2 separate regions of the Mus musculus genome follow, and region 2 is linked to region 1. The links are chromatin contacts, found by POLR2A ChIA-PET in ENCODE. All regions are on one chromosome and are shown on one strand. Each heading gives the region's core, a stretch centred on a gene start or an enhancer-like site at or near the end of the contact. The rest is flanking DNA. Distances are from core to core; before and after follow the strand shown.

Region 1 (7,582 bases), core at 2,362-4,861:
GGAGGGAGAAAGAGAGGGAGAAAGGGCAGGGAGAGAAGGGTCTGAGAGTAAGAGATTAAGAGGATTAGAGAGTGAGGAGGTGGCAAGCAGCCCCTTTTATAGTGAGTCAGACACACCTGGATGCCAGGTAACTGTGGGGCAGAGCCTAGAAGAAATGTTAACAGAGTGGGCTGGTTCTCTGTTTCTGTCTCTCTCTCCCTCTCTCCCTCCCTCCTGCCTGCCTCCCTCTCTTCCTCTCTCTTCCTCTCTCTCTCTCTCTCTTTCTTTCTTTCATTTTTTTCTTTTTAAAAAATTTTGAGACTGGGTCTAGCTATGTAACCCTGGCTGGCCTGGAACTCACTCTATTGACCAGGCTGGCTTTACTCTGCTGCCTGTCTCTCTGCCTTTGCTACCATGCCCTCACAAATACACACTCTTGAAAACTATTTATATTTGTTTATTTTGTGTGTGTTGGGATTCAGACCCAGGACAAATGGCTGAGGTGCATATTTTACACACCAAAGTAGACCTGGCCTCCATGTGACCCCAGCATTCCTTAGTCCCTACCTGGCAAATCTCTCCCCCCAACCCTAAACTTCCTCTCACCAAGAGGTTCTTCAATCTATCACCCAGACATCGTGGTTCCCGCTCTCTCTCTCTCTCCCTCTCTCTCTGCATTTTTTCTCTCTTCCTAAGTGCATGTTCTTTCTCTTTCTCTAACCTCCTCCCTCTGTCTCTCTCCCCTTGGCAACTTCCCTGGTCTCCTTTCTTGGGACCAGTGAGAGCAGCTTTAATTTGGCTTGAGTAGGTTTATTACATTGGCAAAGATTACCTATCAGTATATATGAGTGTTTTATACTGTGCATCCCATGCAAGATGGTGCCATCAGAGGTCAGAAGAGGGCATACCTGATCCTCTGGATCGGATTTACAAATGATTGTAGGTAGCTGGATGGGTGATGGGAATGGAACTAAGTCCTCTGCAAGAGTAACTAGTGTCTTTAACTGCAAAGCCCTCTCTCCAACCCCAATAAATGTATTTTTAAAAAGAAAGGAGTTGGGCAGTGGTACACACCTTTAATCCCAGGATCAGGAGGCAGAGGCAGGCAGATCGCTGAGTTCCAGGCCAGCCTGGTCTACAGAGTGAGCACCAGGACAGCCAGGGCTACACAGAGAAACCTGAGAGGGGAAGGGGAAGGAGGAGGGGGAGGAGGGGCAGATACTTAGTAGATAAAGGTACTTGCCGCCCAGCCTGAAGACTTGATCTTGATCCCTGGCACCTGCACACTAGAAGGAGAGAACTGACTATTGAGAGTTTCCCTCTGATCTTCATAGGAGCACACCCACATGCACACACAAATAAATAAAGAAATATAAAATAAAGGAGGCTGGAGAGAAGGCTCAGCTGATAAGGGTATTTGCTGCTTTCCTGAGACCCGTGTTGTCTGCTCCATAACAAGACCCTGTCTTAAGGCCAGGTTTAAATTTTTTTTAAGATTTATTTATTTCATGTATATGAGTACGCTGTCTTCATGCACAACAGAAGAGAGCATTGGACCCCATTACAGATGGTTGTGAGCCATCATGTGGTTGCTGGGAATTGAACTCAGGAGCTCTGGAAGATCAGGTTCTATAACAGACTCAGCACAGCCAGAGCTACATAGTAAGACCCTGCCTCAAAAAACAAAACAAAGAAAACAGGTCACTCTGCTACACTGTGAGTTAGAGGCCAGTCTAAGATGTTCATGGACAAGAAGTTGTTTTCTTTTATATTTTAACTTTACCATCATCGTCATCGGCATGAGGTTAAAGGGATGACAGCCTTCAGGGGTTAGCTCTCTCTTTCCATCCTGTGTGTTCCAGGCTCAAGCACAGCAGCAAGGGCTTTTACCCTCTGAGCCATCTCAATACCCTGTCCTTCCTTCCACTGTTGCTATTCTTGGTTGTTGTTTTTTTTAAGATTTATTTATTTATTATATGTAAGTACACTGTAGTTGTCTTCAGACACTCCAGAAGAGGGCATCAGATTTCATTAGATTTGAACTCGGGACCTTCGGAAGAGTAGTCAGCGCTCTTAACCACTGACCTATCTCGCCAGCCCTAACAAAGAGTATTTGTTTTGGTTTGGGTTTTTTGTTTTGTTTTGTTTTTCGAGACAGGGTTTCTCTGTATAGCCCTGGCTGTCCTGGAACTCACTTTGTAGACCAGGCTGGCCTCGAACTCAGAAATCTGCCTGCCTCTGCCTCCCGAGTGCTGGGATTAAAGGCATGTGCCACCAAGCCTGGCACTATTCTTGTTTTTAATGTAACTACATTTAACTTGTTTATTTAGTATGTGTGTGTGTGTATGTGGTGCATGCCATGGCACATTTGTGGAGGCTTTGGGGAGTTCATTCTCCTACCATGTAGGTCCAGAAGATCAAACTCAGGTCTTCAGGCTTGTCAAGGTTGGATAGACCAAGGGCTAGACACCATTTACACTATACATATCCTCCGCGGGGCGGTGGGGGTTCTTGGTCTGCATAGGTCTGCATACTGGGGCAGTAATGATGTGGTTCAGTGTAAGAACGTTCCCCTAGAAGCCGGACAGTAGTGGCACATGCACAAAGTCCTGGAGTTAATACCTAGTACTACGAAACAAAAAGACATTATAAATAATGACAAAAATCAGGTATGGTGATTCATGCTAATTCCAGCATTTAGGCATTGTAGGCTGCTTTTCATTGCCAGCATCTTTTTTTGTTTGTTTGTTTGTTTGTTTGAGACAGTTTCACACAGCCCACTCTGGCCTCAAACATGCTGCTTAGCTAAGGTTGGCTTTGAAATTATTCTCTTTTCTTCATCTACAGGGAGCTAGGATTATAGGCATGATCTACCATACCCCGCTTCTCTTGTGTTCTGTTTTGTTTTGTTTTTCTAGAAAGGGTTTCCCTGTGTAATCTTGGCTATTCTGGAACTCAGGCTGTAGACCAGACTGACTTCGAAGTCAAATTTGCCTCTCTCTAGTGGTAGGATTAAAGGCTCGAGTCACCACCGTATGACTTCCCCCGTGTTCCTAATAGGAAAAAAAAAAAAAAAAAAGTTTCACGGACAGGAACCATTCGTCTTGTTTATTCCACTATCCCAATCTAGCACTATGTCTAGCACTAGCATGTGACTATTTTTAATTGGTGTCTTCGAAATATTGTATACATTTCAAAGAGAAAGCAATCATCAAGAAACCAGGATTTGAACCCCTGTCTGTAGAATCACAAGGCCCTCACTGAAACATTATACATAAGTTTCCTAGTCTTACATAAAGGCAGAAGTTCGACCTGGTAGCGGGAGGGTAAGGCCAGAAGCCATAAAACCTTCCCATCAGCTGGGCGTGGTGGCGCACGCCTTTAATCCCAGCACTCGGGAGGCAGAGGCAAGCGGATTTCTGAGTTCGAGGCCAGCCTGGTTTACAGAGTGAGTTCCAGGACAGCAAGAGCTAGAAAAACAAAACAAAACAAACAAACGAAAAAACCAAACAACCAACCAACCAACCAAAAACCCTTCCCATCAGTCTCAGAGCTCGGGAGCCCGGCCACGCGCCGGAAGTCGGAGACCAAGACTACATATCCCACATTGCTCTGCGGTGCGTCGCACTGGTGACGTTGTAGGGAGGCTGGCGCGCGGGATTTAAACTGCAGCGGTTTAGGCGTTGTTAACACAGCGCAGTATTAGCAGAGTCGTGGTTTCCAAGCTTCTTTCATTTGTGTTGCCTGTTGTTGTTCCTGAGTCCATGGAGTCGCTTCACGCACGCCTGTTTCCTGGTCTCTCCATCAACATTCAACGCAGCAATGGTGAGGGCAGGGTCTTGAGGCCAAGGGGACGACCCAAGAGCGGTGAGACTGCCAAGATGGTTATCTGAATCTCCGTGTGGCAAAGCTTTGGGATACTTTCCCTTATTCCACACTGAGGGGGTCCATGTCACTACACTGGCAGTCGGTGTCCCCTACACAGGAGGAAAACGCTACTTTGGTTGTGGGTCCCTTGCCTGCTTTCTGAGTGTGGGCGGAGCACGTCTGCGGTTATTGGTGCGCCTAGCTAGGTTATAGCGATTGGATGCATTTCCTCTGAACCTGTTTTGCTTTGTTGGACCCGCGGCTTCCTCGGCCTCCTGAGTGCTGGGATTAAAGGTCATGCACTACCACGCCCGGCTTTTTTTTTTTTTTTTTTTTTTTTTTGGCGTTTGTTTTGGTTTTTCAAGGAAGGGTTTCTCTGTGTAGTCCTGGAACTCCTGTAGACCAGGCCTCGAACTCACAAATCCCCTGCCTCTGCCTCCCAAGGGCTGGGATTAAAGGCGTTGCACCACCACTGCCCGGCTCAACCATCTGTCTTTATTAAGCAATTTCTACAGGTCTAATAACGGGTCATTCATGGACTAGCCAACCACTGCCAAAAATGGACCAGGGAACTCCAGCGGTCCAGCTCTTTACTGATGTGTTCAGGAATAGCTCCTCCAAGGAATGTAGTAACTTACTTGCTCAAATGAATCTTCATTCTGTTGGAGCGGTGATGCAATTTTATCCTATGGAGCTGGGGTTTAAGGCCCATTCCCTGTTCACTTCCACTGTGGAATGGTCTAAGGGTGAACCCCACTAGAATTACTAACTAGCATTTGTGTTTTGTTTTATTTTTTGAGACAGTTTCTCTGTAACAGGGCCTTGGACCTGGACTTGCTTTGTAGATCAGGCTGACCTCGAACTCACAGAGATCCACCTACTGTACTTTGCAAGTGCTAGGATTAAAGGCATGCACCATCACAGGCCTAGTTCTTTGGTGTTTTGTTTGTTTGTTGCTTTTTAAATTTATTATTTTATTTTATGTTCATTGGTGTTTTGTGAAATCCTCTGGAAGTGGAATTACACTTTGACAACAGGGTTTCTCTGTGTAGCCCTGTCTGTCCTGGAACTCACGTTGTAGACCAGGCTGTCCTCACTCACAGAACTCCTCAGGCCTCTATCCCTGATGTATTGGGATTAAAGGCAAGGGCCACCACTGCCTGGCTGTTTGTATTTTTTAAAAGAGAATTAAATTTTCCCTTCCGGAGCCGGGCATGGTGGCTCATGCCTTTAATCCCAGCACTCGGGAGGCAGAGGCAGGCGGATTTCTGAGTTCGAGGCCAGCCTGGTCTACAAAGTAAGTTTCAGGACAGCCAGGGCTATACAGAGAAACCCTGTCTTGAAAAACAAAACAAAGCCGGGCGTGGTGGCGCACGCCTTTAATCTCAGCACTCGGGAGGCAGAGGCAGGCGGATTTCTGAGTTCGAGGCCAGCCTGGTCTACAAAGTGAGCTCCAGGACAGCCAGGGCTACACAGAGAAACCCTGTCTCGAAAAAACAAACAAACAAACAAACAAAAAAAAACAAAAACAAAACAAAACAAATTTCCCTTCCGAGGTAAATGTAAATTTGAAGTCTTTAGGATCCTAAAAGCAAAGTGGAGAATAAAAACTTAAGTTTGGCCAGGCAGTGGTGGCGCAGTCAAAAAAAAAAAAAGAACACCTTAAAAAAAACTTAAGTTCTTAGGAGACACATGGATAACTTCTGACCTTCTCATACATAGGCTTAATTCACCCCGCCAATATAAGCACAGTGAACGTGGAGAAATCCTGTGTTTCGGTGGAATGGATCGAAGGAGGTACCACAAAAGGCAAAGAGGTAGGTCCTCTGAGGATGCTTGTGTGGCATCTCCCATGATCCTGTGCAGAGCATCTGTGTGAACCGGTGACAGCCCAGCCTAATGCTGTGCTATCCTCTCCAGTCTTAAGAAATGGTGCTCCCTGGAGACATTGGGATTCCTTTTAGTCAGATGTTCTAAATTGAAGCAATTAGCCATTTCTGGTTTGTCTATGGAGAGCAAATTGCATCGAACCCTAACCAAGGCTCTGCCCACTCACCTAAGCTTGAGTCCTGAGTACACAGTACCAGTGTCAGTTTGGGTAACAAAATCTGCAACCCAGGAAAGGAAATGAAGGTGTGGTTTTGACAAGCCTTCAAGGCATAAAGCCGCTGTTAATGGATGGCACAGGTGAGCATCGTAAGAGCCGCTCCAGGTTGGGACTTGCAGGGATCGTGAGGGCTTAGCTGAAGCAGTACGGTGGCATGCCTCAGCCAGAGGGCAGAATGACAGCACTGGCCACAGGCAGAGCAGACTCAGCAGGCGATGGCAGCAGGAAAATGCCTGGAAAGGGATGGGAGGAAGGCATTGTGAAAATGTCTCTCTGATCTGTGCATATAAACCCTGGATTTCTCCTCTGTCTCTGCCTCTTTTTTACATGAGCTTAGTCACATTTCCACCTATAAAGTGAAGGTGACAATGTCTATCTCAGAATGTTGTGAGGATTTAACCACAAAGTCCTCCTGGACTGATTCCAAAATGATAGGTAGTGTGTGGAGGCCTGGGGGTGTAGGTGACTAAGGTGCAGTCTCTAGTGGTGTTTTAGAGGGTGACACAGCAGGCCTGTGGTGGTGCATACCCTTAATCTCAGTGCCCAGGAGCCAGAGGCAGGCAGAATTCTATGTTCTTGAGGCTAGTCAGGGCTACACAGTGAAAGCCTTGTCAAAAACAAACAAAAGAAAAGTATTTGTTTGTTTGTATGAGTGTTCTCTCTGCATGTACACCTTTCATGCCAGAAGAGGGCATCTGATCTCATTACAGATGGTTGTGAGGCACCATGTGGTTGCTAGGAATTTAACTCAGGACCTCTGGTAGAGCTGTCAGAGCTCTTAACTGCTGAGCCATCTCTCCAGCCCCAGGGAAATATATATATAATATATAAATTAAATACATATACATATTATATATTTTATATTTATATATATATATATATTTTTTTTTCTTTTGGTTTTTTGAGACAGGGTTTCTTTCTCTGTGTAGCCCTGGCTGTCCTGGAACTCACTTTGTAGACCAGGTTGGCCTCAAACTCAGAGATCCGCCTGCCTCTCTCCCAAGTGCTGGGATTAAAGGCGTGCACCACCATGCCCAGCTAAAATTTGTTAATCTTTTTTTTTTTTTTTTAAGATTTATTTATTTGTTATATGTAAGTACACTGTAGCTGTCTTCAGACACTCCAGAAAAGGGAGTCAGATCTCATTATGGGTGGTTGTGAGCCACTATGTGGTTGCTGGGATTTGAACTCCGGACCTTCGAAAGAGCAGTCGGGTGCTCTTACCCGCTGAGCCATCTCACCAGCCTGGGAAGTATATTCTTAAGCTTTATCAGTTTTAAATATAAACAAAAGTGGGCTCTATTTGGTGCCCTGTGTCATGTGTGGTGCTGCAGTGTGACTTCAGGCCCTCTCTCATGCAAAGGAAACACGGCTGCTGAGCTCCATCCCTCAGCCCAGGCTGCTCTTTCAAACCTGAGTAATGCTGGTAAAGTCTGAGTTGTTCCTAAAGAGGTACAGGACTCTGGTGATGTAAACCCAGAATTGTGACCTCATCGTGGGTGTGAGCAGGGACTAGGAAAGGCATCAACTGGAAGATGTGACTGGGAAGAAGTCTCTGGGCCCAGTAGAAAATGTAGGTAGACTTAGGGTTAGGTAGCAGCTTTCGGGAACTTACTCCTGCTTATAAGA
Region 2 (7,464 bases), core at 3,461-5,960, 69 kb before region 1:
ACTTAGATTTTGAAATAACAGTAGAATTGCATCTCATTTAAGAATCTACACTGTATAAAGCCATACGTCTCTCCACATCTCTTAACTCTGTGACTGTGAAGCAGACCTAAGGTATAGTCCTTTACTTTCCAGTTCCTCCATCTGTGAAATGGGACTAATGCTGAAAAAAAAAAAAACTCAGCAAGATCACCACAGAAACCTCAACGGTGTATTGCCTCAGAGAGTTCAATCCTTGTAACATGTCTGCTGTAGAAAAAGCAGAAAATGAATATCTAATAAATGGGAGTCACACTCTCTGTTGCCTGCTTTCCTCTGCTCTGCAAAATACCATTACCATCTCTCCTGTCAGTTTATGTATTTTTACACCATCATTTTCAGTGGCTGCCGAGTAACTGTAGAATGCTCTCATACTTTATGGTGACCAATCTCCTATTATTGGACATGATGTCGTTCCCAGTCTGAGGCTATAATAAAAATACTTCAGCGGACACCCTTACTTCGTGTGCAGCCTTTGCTGTGGCATGGCACTCCCACATTCCTTCCTCATGGCAGCCAAAATTTCACCTTCACACGCTCTGAGGTGAGGCGCCCAGGCGGAAAAATGTTACTGGGAAGCCGGATACCTCGCATCTGTCCGTCTGTCCATCTGTCTCTCAGCTGTGAAAGTCGACTAAGGGTACCCCTCCTCCCAGGGTGATGGTGAAGATTAAAGACATCATGAAAGGGATCTCCCAGAGGGCTGGCACGAGGATGGGGCACAGCACGGTCACAGTGGAAGATGACAATCATGACAAGCACCCTGGGCCCAGACTTCAGGTGCAAGGCCTGGAACAGACAGGCACGCAGCAGGCCCCTGGGAAGAAGTTTTATGTTTTGTTTTATTTTGAACGTTTTTGTTTTGTTTTGTTTTGTTTTTTCTCTTTTGGAGTTGGGGGTTGTTTTGTTTTCTTTGAGACAGGGTTTCTCTGTGTTGCCCTGGTTGTCCTGGAACTCACTTTGTAGACCAGGCTGGCCTCAAACTCACAGAGGTCCATCTGCCTCTGCCTCCCGAGTGCACAGGGATTAAAGGTGTGCGCCACCACCACCCAGCTAGGAAAGAGGTTTTAATTGGCTTGTTAATGGATGAAAGAAGAGGTATGAGAATTCAAAAATCAGTAAAATTTGTGCTTCAACAACACTGAAACTAGACCGATCACAGAGAAGTCTGCTTGGCCCCTGCACAAAGAGGACAGGAGATACATGAAGTGTTCAGTGTTGTGTTGTTTTGTTTTGCTTTTTGGTGTTTTTGAGACAGGGCTTCTCTACGTAGTCTTGGCTGTCCTGAAACTTGTTCTGTAAACCAGGCTGGCCTCTAAGTCAGAGATCCGCCTACCTCTGCCTCACAAGCACCAGGATTAAAGGTGTGCACCTCCACACCTGGCTAGGTTCAGTGGTTTTAAAATAAGTGAATGGAACACTTTGGAAGAAAGTGGCAGTCACAGCAGCCCTTGGGGTCTGCAGGTAAGAAGAGGAACAAATATTAACTGTCCCTTCCATATATCCACCTTCCTTCCTTCCTTCCTTCCTTCCTTTTCTTTTGAGACAGAGTCGTGCTCAGACTAACCTTGAAACTGCAATCCTCCTGCCTCAGCTTCCTCTATGCTATGCCTTTATACCTGGCCACCTCTTGAGTTCCTTGACTCTCCACTGTGCAGAACTCTCCGCAGTCTCTCTTAGGCTCCTGCCCTCTGCAGCTCCTCCCTCCTTGGTTCTCTTCCAGTGCCTTTCCTTTGGCACTTTCTGCTGTTGGCCAGGGACCTGCCAGCCCTTGGAAGCTCTACCCCTTCAACACAGGCCCCTCACGATGGTGGGGACCCAGCACTGCTCCCTGGTGCCAGCAATAACTTCCTGGGCGTAATGATAGGGCTACATTACTTAACCCTTGCCAGTAACAGACAAAAGGAAGGCCCGCAATAAAGCCTGAACCCCCTCAAGTCGCCTGTGTGACGGCCAAATCAGAGGATGAGATTCCTGCTGTGAGATTCTCTATGAATTCTGCAGGGTCAGTGGGGTGTGGGAAGACAGTCTGCCCAGCCTGACCCACAAAGCCCAGGGCTCCAAATTACTGCAGCCCACCGCTCCACTGGCTGCTCACCTTGCTGCCAATTCAGTGCAGAGCTTGACTCTGTGGCTTTGACTTCCTATTGGGAGGGAGGCAGTTCCCAAACCGAAATATGACTGACAGTCCTACACACTTCCTCAGTAAACACTAACCACAGAGGAAGGGCAGTCTCTGCCCCCAGCCTTCCAGGAAAGTCATTCTGTGTAGCCAGGCAAACCTGTAGAGGAGCTCTCTGCAGAGGAGAAGCCAGAGGTTTCAGAGCCCACAGTGCACCTGGGGTCAGGGTTAGGGTTAGGGTTAAGGAAACATTCCATCACCTCTGGCTTAAGTCTGGAGCATGCACCATGAGAGGGAAGCAGTGGAAACAACCGTGAGCCCTGGAGGAACTTCCTCTTGGAGGAAAGGTTTGAGGAAGCAGGAACGCTGTCCCTTCGAGAGGAAGAAGGCTCACTTTCTAGATAGTATCCACATCATTGCAAAACCATCTGCTTCTACATTCCCTCCCTCCAGAAAACCACAGCTCTCTGCATGGCATCTGAACATGAAACGCTTGAGGTGCCAATAACTAGCCCAAGGCAGGGACACAGCAAAAGCTGAACTGAGCAGAAGGGATGTGAGGCTAATGTGGCTCAATAGGAAGTGCTTTCTAACAATTTCTACAACAGGCCTGGAACGTTAGCTACTGGGAAAGATTAGAGGATATTGGCAATTTCAAGCTCGTTTGGGCTACAGAGTAAGTTCAAGGCCAGTCAAGACAACTGTCATAAAAGGAAGGCTGAGCTGGTGAGTCGGCTCAGCAGGGAGAAGCACTTACTGACAAAGCACAGGACCTGAGCTAGCGCTCCAGCCCACCCAGAAGGAAAAGAGAACCAACTGCTACCAACTGTCCTCTGACCTGTGCACATACACTACGGTGTGCATGCACACACACAAATAAATAAATATGCAATCAAAGTTAATGCGGGCTGAGTATGACACAGTGGTAAAGCACTTGCCTTAGCACGCATGAGGCCCTGCGTTCAATCCCCCAGTCCTGCCTAAATAAATAAGACTGTCTCTACCCACGTGGGGAGAGAGAGAGTCCCTACCCTCCTGGCCTTGCAGAATGGAGAACCAGCCCTTTGCAGCTGATGGTTCTGCCAAGACAGAAATAGTAACTGACTTCATCTAATGCTATTGTCAAAAATTCTTCAAAAGTCCTTTCACATCTATAAGCCCAACGATCCACCTCTAGGGAGAAACAGATAGTGGCAGTCCTTCCTTCGTGCTTTAGGAGATGAGAGGCCCCTGCCCCATCCTAGATAGATTCCAAGCAAGAAACACACAGTGGGACAGGAGGGCATAGGAAGGGAGGCCTGGGGAGACTTTTTTTGTTTTTGGTTTTGGTTTTTTGGTTTTTTGAGACAGGGTTTCTCTGTGTAGTCCTGGCTGTACTGGAACTCACTCTGTAGACCATGCTGGCCTCGAACTCAGAAAACCGCCTGCTTCTGTCTCCCAAGTGCTGGGATTAAAGGTGTGCGCCACCACCACCTGGCTCTGGGGAGGCTTTTGAAGGAAGCACCCCCTAGCTAAACTTTATGATGAGCTGGACAAGTGCGGGGCAGTGGACTGGAAACACCAAAGAGCAGCATTGGCCGACCTGTACTCCAAGCCTCCTCTGCCCCAGTTTCCAAAAGGGACAACCTTCCATTCTCTGGTCCAACAACTTACACTACTTTACAAGCTACTAATCTTAGGAGGCCTCCCACACATCTTTTTTTAATGATATGGCCTTAGGAGGGTTAAACACACACACACACACACACACACACACACGTTAAGTTTAAATGCCAACTACTAAGCTTACTTCCATCAGGATTCATGCCAAGTCCTTTACACAAATAATCTCAGTTGTGCAACCAGCAATTTTTCCTCAGCTTTGCTCCAGGAAAACTAAAATTCAAAGTTGAAAGTTTGCCGAAGGTCATCCAATTACTAAAGGGATAGGATTTCAACAGAATTCCACCCGGCCTAACCGACCATTCTGTTAACCACTGCCAGGGTGAGCTGAGAAGGGCAGGACTAGGCTTGCTGAGTCCCTTGGCTTTTCTGAGGACCAGAGGCTCCCCCAGGAATCCAAACCTCTGCAAAAATGAAGGATGGGCCTAGTCACACTTGCAAATGAGGAGCGAGAATCCAAAACAAAAGAATTAGAATGAACCTTGAAGGGCCTCCAGCTACAAAGGGAAGCAGAACCTTGAGAACCTGTTGTGGAACAGAAAGACCCTCAGTCGACTGGGGGCGGGGCACGGGGGGCGGGGCTGGGAGCGCCCCGCAAGCTCTAGCCAGCCCTGCGGGACCCCCGAAGGGGGCGGGCCGAGGGAGGGCGGGCCGCAGGGTGGGCGGGGCATCGCTGTTAGGTCACCTTCCCAATCCCCCTCCATACTCTGGCTCCAGCAGGGCTGATCCGGGATCTCGATGCTGTAATCCAGCTCGGCCGAGGCCATGGTGAAGGTGCGGGTCTTCAGCACAGGCCTCCCGCCGGAACTCCCGCAGTTTCACCTCGGCGGGGCCGGGACGCCGCCGGGCCACGCCCCTCCCCGCCCACGCCCAGCGCTGTCCAATCCCCGAGCCGCACTCTGTGACCTCCCTGCCTAGCAACCAGGGAGTCGCTTCGCGCCTCGGGCGGCACCCACTAGCCCGGCCCTAGCAACCGCGCCCCGCCCCTACTGTCTTTGGGCCCCAGCAATTGGCTGACTCTCTTGATCTTGGATCAAGTATTGGTCAGTGGGGCAGCGCTCTCGGAGCGACCGCACCCTCCTGTGAAGGTAAGAGTCGGTGGGAGAGTTGAATGAAGTATTACGGGTCTGCAGAGGGCATCTCAGAACTTTGTCTTCTGGTACTTGGTAGAAAACTTGAACTTGCACCTCTAACTACATCTACCTCCATCGCCAGCAGCAGTTCCCAGGCTGGAGGCAGAAAAAACGAACAAAACAGTGTTAGGCGGCGCGTGCCAACGGGTCCTTCTAAACCTGTGGGTTGAGACTGGTTGCCTGACTGGAAAGGGGTCTTCGGGTAATAAGACATGGCCTTTCATGTGTGAGTCCAAGTAGTTTAGACGAGTACAGGAGTACAGCTTTCTTACATTTAGTAAATATTTTCTGAGCTGGGCATAATGGCGCATGCATTTAATTCCAGCTGTGAGGAGTTGAACTCTGTGAGTTTGAGACCATCCTGATCTATCTCCAGGACAGCCAGGGCTACACAGAGACACCCTGTCCAAAATAAATAAATAAACACATACATGCATACATACATAAACAGAAAAAGAAGCTATTTGGGTGATGGGAATGAGTGGGTATGGTGTGTAGGAGACAGAAACCAGGAGGAAAGTATTGAGGGCTGATGATTAATACGGTAAATAAAACCTCAAAGATGGCACTGGATTTACAAAGAAGTTGTTAGCAACCTTTGCAAGTGCCATTCCAGTGAACAAAAGAGTCAGTGGCTTGAGAGTGAGTGGGAGGTGACAGCATAGTGGTATGTCCCTGGAATCCCAGCCAGGAGTCTAAATGCTTCAAGCCATCCTCAGCTACATAACAAGTTCCAGGCTAGCCTATGCTACATGAGACTTGTCTTAAAAGAAAGAGGGGGGATGGAACACTTGCAAGGCAAGTTATTTTGTCATTCGCTGGCAACCGCTAGGAGGTACAGGCTTTTGTTCAGATGAGAGAGATCCAGCAAAGAGATAAAAGATAAAATCACAGGGGAATTGGGTATGTGAAAGCATATGGCCCCCAACCGTGGGGACTCTCACTTTACACTGCTGAGGAGTAACTGGGGAGATGGCTGAGCTAGTGTGAGGAACCAACTTAGACCCCCAGGACACACATAAAGGCTTCGGGGGCGGGGGGGGGGGGCTGGAGAGATTACTCAGTGGTTAAGAGCACTGACTGCTCTTTTGAAGGTCCTGAATTCAAATCCCAGCAACCACATGGTGGCTCACAACCATCTGTAATGAGATCTGATGCCCTCTTCTGAGGTGTCTGAAGACAGCTACAGTGCGCTTAGATATGATAAATAAATAAATCTTTTTTTAAAAAGCTGCGGGGGGGGTGTGGGGGGGCACACAGCTTTCCCAGAACCGAGGAGGCAGAATCAGGCATATCCCAGAGACTTGCTGGCCAGTCACTTTGGCCAAATCAGCAAGATCCAGATTCAGTGGAAAATCCCTCAAAAAAAAAAAAAAAAATGACAAGTGATGGTGAGATGGCTCAGTGACTAAAGGTGCTTGCTGAGCAAGCCTGGTGACCTGCACTCCCTCTGTGAAGTCACAGAAAGGAGGGAGGACAAAGCCAACTCCACACCATTAACCTTTGACCCTCGGCGCTTGTCCTGTGCCATACATATACCCTCTCTCACAAATACATCATCCACACAGTAACAACAGTGATGCTTTTTACAGATTTATTTATTTCATGTATGTGAGTACGCTGTCACTCTCTTCAGACACACCAGAAGAGGGCACCAGATCCCATTACAGATGGTTGTGAGCCACCATGTGGTTGCTGGGAGTTGAACTCAGGACCTCTGGAAGAGCAGTCAGTGCTCTTAACTGCTGAACCATCTCTCCATCCCCATAACCATAAATAATATTTTTTTAAAAGAGTAAAAAGGTGGAGAGAGATAAAGATACCCAGTGTGGTGGGGTCTGGATGTCAAACTCTCAGCTCCTCCCAGCACCATGCCTCACTGTATACCACCATGTTCCCGCCATGCTGATAATGAACTAGACCTCTGAAAGTGCAAGCCAGCCCCAATTAAATTATTTCCTTTATAAAAGTTGCCATGGTTATGGTGTCTCCTCACAGCAATAGAACATTGACTAAGACAGAAATTGGTACCAAGAGGCAGAGTCTTGCTGGGTGAGACCTGACTGTGCTGCTTATGGGTGCAGTGTGAACTTTGGGACTTTGGATTAGGAAAACAGTTGAATATTTTAAGCTACCCTTAATGGACCACACTAGTAGGAGTTTGGAAGACTGGTGCTGAGAGCAATGAAGATCATGCTGGCCAAATTCAAGAGGTTTCAGAGGAGAATATTATGTGTGGCCTAGAGATCATTCTTGTGATGTTTTGGCAGAGAATGTAGCTGCTTTCTGCCCTTGTCCGCCCCCCCCCAAAAAAAAATTGCCTAAGGCTAAACTGAAGAGTTTTGGATTAATGGCATTGGCTGAGGAGATTTCAAGGCAGCCTCGTGTCACACTATATCTATAATGAAAGGGAGCAAACTGAGCAAGAAAAATACAGAATAGGGCTGGAGAGATGGCTCAGCGGGTTAAGAGCACTGACAGCTCTTTCAGAGGTCATGAGTTCAAATCCCA

What was found. ChIA-PET counts read pairs that join two places held with the same protein, here RNA polymerase II (POLR2A).
Region 2: POLR2A ChIA-PET joins it to region 1 with 10 read pairs in embryonic stem cell. The contact joins the promoter of Tmem53 here to the promoter of Kif2c in region 1. POLR2A ChIA-PET finds 5 or more read pairs at or near these places in 3 of 5 experiments (Patski and embryonic stem cell).

What each region holds. Positions count from the first base shown.
Region 1 is chr4:117,178,653-117,186,234 of GRCm38, reverse strand. It overlaps Kif2c (kinesin family member 2C), which reads left to right and starts at 3,611. Exons shown (of 20, transcript NM_134471.4): 1 at 3,611-3,804; 2 at 5,569-5,663. The coding sequence starts at 3,744.
Region 2 is chr4:117,249,197-117,256,660 of GRCm38, reverse strand. It overlaps Tmem53 (transmembrane protein 53), which reads right to left and starts at 4,710. Exons shown (of 3, transcript NM_026837.3): 1 at 4,527-4,710. The coding sequence starts at 4,587. It overlaps Armh1 (armadillo-like helical domain containing 1), which reads left to right and starts at 4,744. Exons shown (of 13, transcript NM_001145637.1): 1 at 4,744-4,908.